3 separate regions of the Homo sapiens genome follow, and all the other regions are linked to region 1. A link is a loop called in an ENCODE intact Hi-C map of the cell type or tissue named here. Cell type or tissue: mammary epithelial cell. All regions are shown on one strand.

Region 1 (2,500 bases):
GTCTTCAGTTTCCTTATTTTAAGATGAAGATAATGTTGATCTTAACAGGCTGTTGTGTGGATTAAATGAAGTAATGTTTATCAAGTGTAAATCGCCTTCCAAATGTTATTATTGTAGACTTTTCAAATTGGTGCAGTCTCTTGTGGATTAAGCCAGTGACTTGAGCAGTCATTCTATACCTTCCTCATGGCTATTTTGAAGATTAAATAAATTAATATAAATAAAATGCTTAGAACAAGGCTTATCACATCACAAACACTCAAAAAGTGTTAGCTAAATCAACAAGGATAAAATTTCAGGTATGCAAGATGATTAAGTTTTAGAGATCTCTATATAGGTGTAGTATATAGTTAATACTGCTGTATTGTGTACTGGAAAATCCATTAAGAGGGTAGGTCTTATGTTAAGTGTTCTTTTTTTTTTTTTTTTGAGATGGAGTCTCACTCTGTCGCCCAGGCTGGAGTGCAGTGGTGCGATCTCAGCTTGCTGCAACCTCCACCTCCCGGGTTCAAGCAATTCTCCTGCTTCAGCCTCCTCAGTAGCTGGGACTACAGGCATGCGCCACCATGCCCAGCTAATTTGCGTACTTTTAGTAGAGATGGGGTTTTACCATGTTGGCCAGGCTGGTCTTGAACTCCTGGCCTCAAGTAATCTGCCCGCCTAGGCCTCCCAAAGTGCTGGGATTACAGACATGAGCCACCGCGCCTGGCACGTGTTCTTGCCACAATTAAAAACAAACAAACAAACAAACAAACAAATGTAAAGGAAAAAATATAAGTAAGAAAAAATCGAGGCAGTGTTACAGCTTGTCAGAGTGCTCAGAACAAATGCTGTATAACTTCTAGAATTTATCATCTACATTGGTTTATAACCATTTACTATTTCAAAAGTGGTGACAAAAGGTGGTGGTGGGAGATATTAGGTACTTTAAGTATTATCTTCGTTGCCATTCTTCGGTGTCATTTTACCCATTCGAATTCTGAGGTTCAGAGAACTGAAGCCCCTTGCTCGGATTGCAGAGCCTCTCCCCCTTGTACCCGGGAGACTGTTCCTAGTGGCTGTTCTGGGACATTCTCAGAGCGGTTCGCCAGGTGGCGCTCTTCCCCCGGGATAGGATCCGGCCAAGACCCACCCCGCGGCAGACGCTAGCCCTTCCTCACTGCAAGAACCTGGCGTTCTACAGCCAGCAGGGGTTTTGAGCGTGTCTAAGCTCTCATTTTAGAGGGAGAGAAATAAAGCTCTGCGAGAGTATGTCCCTGGGCTCAGAGCCACCCACAGGCTCCAGGTGGTGCTGGGGCGGAGTCCCAGTTTATCCAGTGACGAATCCCATTTGCCTCTTACCTCCCTGCGGCATCCTGACCTAGCTCCCCACGCCCACCTGAGCCCCTTCCTTGCAGACACCATGTCATGCCTGGCTGCAGCTGGGCAGAGCGAAGTGCTTCTCTGCCGAGCTGTCGCAAAGCTCCACTATCTAGGAGTAGAGCGAGTGTTTGGGAGCAGGGCAAGCGTTTAGGCAGGCTGGGGAGGGGTGAGGGGGATACCCAGGGACGCACCCTCCCGTTTCTCATTCGTCTCTAGCTGCAGTCAGAAGCAGTGTATGCACTGCTAAGGCCAGGGCCCCTGGAGTCAAACTGCCTTCGCGGAAACCCTTGGCCTCCCCTTACCCAGCAGTGGGCCCTGGGGGCTCACTAAGTTTCCCATCTCTAAAATGGGAATAGTAATACTTACCTCATTGGGTCACCGTGGGGACTCGGTGAACGTACATAAGGCACTGAGGACGGTTGTAAGCACATGATAAGCACAATAAAAATGTTAGCTCTCGGCAAGACGACTCACCAGCACCCTACCTGGATAGAAGAGTTTAGGTGAGAATTTCAGGATGATTCATCATACTCCTCGCCTATTCACTCACCCCACAATATCCTTTCAGAGTAACAACTGCCGTTTATTGGCAGTTATGCCAGGCAGTATGCGAAACCTGTGATTTCCATGATCTCAATTAATCCGCAGATCAACCCTGTGAAGTAGGTACTATTATTGTTCCTCTCTCATGGTTGAGGCTTACACAAGATTAAGTCATTTATCCCAGGTCACGCAGTTAATGACAGAAGTGCGTCCCACGCTCATTCCTGTCTGGTGCCAAAGATGAAGCTTTTTACTACTACTCAATATTCTACCTCCTCTTGAAGCCAGTTAAAAACAACAAACACAGCCCCTCAACAAACACAGGCTCCCAAAGGAGCCACAGGCATCAGCCGTGCTCACTGTAATTCTACAGGACCCACCCCTTACAGAAACCATGGTCTGTAGAGTGAGATTTCTTTCTGCTCTTACGTGGCACAAAAGAGAGAATTTTACAGATGTCTCCCTGCTCCCCTGCAAAGTGCTTTGACTGACACAGAGGCCTCTACACATTAAAGCTAAGTTAGCCATGGAGCCTTTAAGGGCCACCTTCCCCTCTTCCTGTTTCTTCTGAACCTCAAGGCCACCCATCTGGGCA
Region 2 (2,500 bases), 130 kb after region 1:
TTTTCCTGAAGTTTTAGTTGCATACACTTCCCTAGAGCCAGTCTCTGAACTTCAGGTTAAGAACCTCAGGATAGAAAAAATAGGAAAATCAAGGCATTAGCAGCAAGGTCATGCAAATGAGGACCTCCCAGGCCAGCTCTCCTGATAACCTTGCTGCTATTGACTTAGGTTTCTGTCTTTTAAGTGGAGTTGATACAGTCTGGATATTTGTCCCTGCCCAAATCTCATGTTGAAATGTGATCCCCACTGTTGGGGTAGGGCCTGGTGGGAGGAGTTTGGGTCAGGGTAGAGGAGGAATCCCTCTTGAATGGCTTAGCCCATCTCCTTGGTGATGAGTGAGTGAGTTCTTGAGAGATACAGCTGTTTAAAAGTGTGTGGTTCCTCCCCGCCCCCCACTTGCTTCTGCTTTTACAGTGTGATGCACCTGCTCCTACTTTGACTTCCACCATGATTGGAAGCCTCCTGAGGCCTCCCCAGAAGCAGGTGCCACCATGCTTCCTGTACAGCCTGCAGAACCATGAGCCAATTAAACCTCTTTTCTTATATATTACCCAACCTCAGACATTTCTTTATAGCAGTGCAATAATGGACTAACACAGGAGTCCCATGGATGATTACTTGTGGGTAAAATCTGTGGTCAAATAAATCTGAGGAACACTGTCTAATCTGTGCTCCTTTTGGAGAGTCACAACATATACTAATAACAGTAATATTTATTTCTTATGATCATTAGTGTAACTGCCATTTATGAAGGGCTTCCTACATGGTAGGTACCCTATGAGGCCCTTCATATGCATTTTCATGCCATCTCATCATAGCCTTGTGTGACAGATGCCATCATCACCCTGTGTTACAGAAGAGAAATGAACATGTGGAGGGATTAAGAATCCCAAGCTAGGCTGGTTGTGGTTGCTCACGCCTGTAATCCCAGCACTTTAGGAGGCCGAGGCGGGTGGATTATGAGGTCTGGAGTTTGAGACCAGCCTGGCCAACATAACGAAACCCTATCTCTACTAAAAATACAAAAATTAGCCGGGCATGGTGGCACGTGCCTGTAGTCCCAGCTACTCTGGAGGCTGAGGTGGGAGAATCGCTTGAACCCAGGAGGCGGAGTTTGCAGTGAGCCGAGACTGCGCCATCGCACTCCAGCCTGGGTGACAGAGTGAGGCTCCATATCAAAAGAAAAAAAGAATCCCAAGCTACCTTCTAGGAAACAGAAGATTTGGTGCTCAACCCCTGCCAGTCTGATATGTGTCTATGCACTTTAATCCCTCAAGAGGTGGGAAATCACCTTTGCTGATAACGGAGCCCTTTTTCTCTCTAAACATGTAGAAGCATCCCAAGGACCACACCTGGTTTGGGACATGCTGGTAAAGTGTTGATTTCCGTTGATGGTCTAGAACAGAAAGAATGTAGACCTGGCACAGGCTCAACTCCACAAATATTTCCTGTACCAGGCGTGGTGCTAGGAGTGCCAGGAATGCGGCACAAAGCTGCATCCTCATTGCCTGGGGGTACCCAGAGTCCCAGCTTTTCCCCATAGCAGACCAGCCTTTCCCTGAGCTGCCCCACCTTGAGGGCTCCCCGTGCTGGGTCCTTCTGGGACCATCCAGCTGTGTCTTCCCTCAGGGGAATAGGGCTCTGTGTCATGTTCATGATGAGTTCACAGCAAAATGCACATTCATTCTGTAAATGTTTATCCAGGACTTTCTGTGGCCCTGGCTTGTGCTAGGAATTGGGGATACAGAGGCAAACAAAATGCTCTCTTTTCGTAGGACACCCGTCGTCTAGTAGGGGAGACAGAGCAGTGCAGAAGAAACCATAAGAAACCAAAGTATAAGACAGGTGAAGTGCCCTGTTAGAGATAGAAACCAGCCTGCTGTGGGAGTTCTGAGATATGGATGAGTTCTTTCTTTCTTTTTTTAATTAACGGAATTATTTTGGCTTGGGATTTAAGCTCATGCTTAAATGATGTTGGAACATCTGGCTGACAAACAAACCATTGTCAGCCTCCTAGGTGTTTGGCTGACAGGGCCTGTGTTCCTAAGCATCCCGGGGAGTTTCGGATGTAGGGGGACTGTGGGAATGAGGCCCAGCAGTGCCTGCATGCACTGAGTGCTATCACCCCCACTCCTGCACACAGTCCTCCCAGTCCACGGAATGACGCCTCCCTGGTGTCTTCCTTTGCTGAGCTGCTCCCATTTCTCACATGGGCCTCAGTCACTCCCATGAGCCTCAGGAACAAGCCTACACTTGCTTTCTGCTGCCCTCAGTTTCCTCCTCTGTCAGCTGCGAGTACTGATTCCTCCTCGGGAGGATCAAATGAGATGAAAAACATGGGGAGAACTTTGCAAATGGGAGTCCCCCTGGAGGAGAAGTAGCAGATTCCAGCCCCCTCACTCCCGTCTGGGTGCGACTTCCCTCTGGTGAGAACGGGCAAGGTCAGGCGAGGCTGGAATTCTTTCATGGGTCCTGAAACCTTAGGTGAACTCCCGCCTGT
Region 3 (2,500 bases), 240 kb after region 1:
ACCCTCGGCAGTGGAGTTCACTGTTATTCTTGGAATCAGGAATCGAGTAGATCACAGGGAGTTTGGCCCCAGGGTACTTGGGTTGTCTTCTCCAAGCATGGGATTTTTGGAATGAAGTTTAGAGGCTGTCTGGGAAGTTTGGCCTGTCGGAGGGCAGGAAGAGTACTCTGTGGCTCAAGAAGAGTAGAAAATGATGTAAAGGGAGAGAAAATAAAAAAAGAAAACTAGGCAAAGGATATGTGGGAATTGAGAACACCCAGCTGGGCTGTTGACCTTGAGAGAGTGGATGGATGCATGGTGATTGGACAGGAAGATCTAGCTGTAAATAGAAAGGCTCTCTTTTCCCCTGAACTACCCAGCACAGATGACAGATTCGTGGCGAGGCAAGCAGACTCAGAAGCCAAAATAGAAAAAGGAGATGTAGCAGGAATCATTGAACGCAGACGGGGATGGGATCCAGACATGAAAAACACCAGCAATATGGTGGTGAGGCAAAGAACCCAGGGTTGTCTGTGGATGTGGAGGGACATGTCGAGAAGGGGGAAGGTGGGGTCCTGGAGACAGCCGCAGCAGGCGTTCTCACACTTTAGCCACACCTATTTTATTTTATTTCTTCTTTACATTCCATCCATTTTTGCTCATTTGTAATCTCCCTAAAACTCCTAGAAACCCCCTTCTTGCTGATTTCATCCTCTCTGTATGCCAGTTCCACCAAGACCATATCCAAATAACTCAATGGACTCATTTATTTTATTTTTATTTTAAGTTCCAGGATACATGTGCAGGACACGCAGGTTTGTTACATAGGTAAACGTGTGCCATCGTGGTTTGCTGCACCTATAGGCCCATCACCTAGGCATTAAGCCCCACATGCGTTAGCTATTTATCCTGATGCTCTCCCTCCCGCCGCCTCCCCTGACAGGCCCCAGTGTCCTTTTAACCAAGGCATGAAGATCATCAAAATAGGCGCCTGCTTTGATTATCTGCAAGTCTGCAGTCACCCCTTTTGGCCACTAGATGTCGAGAACGCATCAATATGGCACATATTCTGGTCCATTGAGTTATTTGGATGTGATCTTGGTGGAACTGGCATACACAGAGGATGAAATCAGCAAGAAGGGGGTTTTTTGGAGTCTTAGGGAGATCGCAAATGAGCAAAAATGGACGGAACGCAGAGAAGCCGTCTTTCCACCAAGACCCATGAAGAAAAGTTGACTGCATTTTAAATCCATGTATTGTTTTCCAAGTTTGGGGGATTTTTAGGATGAAGGAAGAAGGGAGAAACATGGCATAAAAATATATTTTTTTTCACATTAGTTAATGTTCTCCAGAGCTTGTAAGCATTTCCAAGTGAGCATGTTTCAGGTTCTTAAACCCTGAGCCCAAATCAGGGATAATAATGATGATGATGGTGGTGGTGGTGGTGGTAGCATCTGATAGATACCTCCATGGCTCTTACTATGTGGAAGGTATTGTTCTCAGCACTTTACAGAAATTAACTCATTTAGTGCTCATAACAAGCATAGGAAGTAAATTTTTATCCCATTTTTACAGACGAGGAAGCAGAGGTCAGAGAGGTTGTGTGACTTGTCCAAGGTCACACAGCTAAGGAGTGGGACCATCAGGATTCAGCCCAGACACTTGTCCATATTCTTACCTTCCATGATCTACAATATATGTTGCCACATTGACTCCTGGCCAGTGGCAAAGGCAACTTTCTGAACAATGAATCAATGCTGTGATTTAATGATAAAAGTCACAGAGCCTGGGCGTGGTGGCTCACGCCTGTAATCTTAACACTTTGGGAGGTCAAGGCGGGAGGATCACCTGAGGTCAGGAGATCAAGACCAGATTGACCAACACGGTGAAACCCCATCTCTACTAAAATATAAACATTAGCCGGGCATTGTGGCGGGTGCCTGTAATCTCAGCTACTCAGGAGGCTGAGGCAGGAGAATCACTTGAACCCAGGAGGTGGAGGTTGCAGTGAGCCAAGATCATGCTACTGCACTCCAGCCTGGGCAACAAGAGTGAAACTCTGTCTCAAAAAGAAAAAATAAAGTCACAGAATTCCTCATTCTAATAAACGCACTTCACAGCACTTCAAATGACAAGGAATAAGATTTTAGGGTTGGCCAGGAATTCATTCTGAGTTCTCTGACTTACAGGGCTTGGTTAGATAGGAGCACGTTTCATTCCTGGGGGAAGCCTTGGCTCTGTTAGCTGTTACAGTAATCCAAGCCACAGAAGAGAATGAACAAGGCCCAGGAGCCATGGATTCCAGAAGTTTCTTTGTTTCTTAGCATAGAAAGATGATCATACACTTGGCATTGCAGAAGAAAAGTACATTTCTGGTTGGGGACCAGTAAAAATGCTGTTGGTATGGAGCAGCCCAGCCAGTGTTCAGGCTACTAAAAGTATGCCTGCTCAGAAAATGGTAATGAATTAAAAAAATTCATTAAGGGCTGGGTGTGGTGGTTCACACCTATAATACCAGCAC

Evidence for each region. Peaks named below come from ENCODE experiments on the same cell type or tissue, not always from the same donor. Only the 100,000 strongest peaks of a DNase experiment are listed, where the experiment ranks them.
Region 2: a loop joins it to region 1, with 7 times the contacts of the local background. A loop is called at or near these places in 7 of 110 quality-filtered maps.
Region 3: it touches region 1 in a loop (9-fold over the local background); 59 of 110 quality-filtered maps call a loop at or near these places.

What each region holds. Positions count from the first base shown.
Region 1 is chr3:9,301,354-9,303,853 of GRCh38, reverse strand. It overlaps a transcript of SRGAP3 not described here. Among named protein-coding and RNA genes, the nearest start is that of SRGAP3-AS4, 53 kb to the right of the region's middle. RefSeq lists a silencer at 994-1,103. In mammary epithelial cell, a CTCF peak has its summit at 1,109 (motif pointing right); DNase peaks (open chromatin) are centred at 1,203 and 1,853; H3K4me3 peaks cover 587 bases; H3K27ac peaks cover 579 bases.
Region 2 is chr3:9,174,617-9,177,116 of GRCh38, reverse strand. All of the region lies in intron 1 of SRGAP3 (SLIT-ROBO Rho GTPase activating protein 3), which reads left to right. Among named protein-coding and RNA genes, the nearest start is that of SRGAP3-AS2, 17 kb to the left of the region's middle. In mammary epithelial cell, no CTCF peak of the experiment used is centred here; a DNase peak (open chromatin) is centred at 1,466; H3K27ac peaks cover 1,795 bases.
Region 3 is chr3:9,066,062-9,068,561 of GRCh38, reverse strand. The region is part of intron 4 of SRGAP3 (SLIT-ROBO Rho GTPase activating protein 3); the gene reads left to right. Among named protein-coding and RNA genes, the nearest start is that of RAD18, 100 kb to the right of the region's middle. In mammary epithelial cell, a CTCF peak has its summit at 1,011 (motif pointing right); no DNase peak of the experiment used is centred here.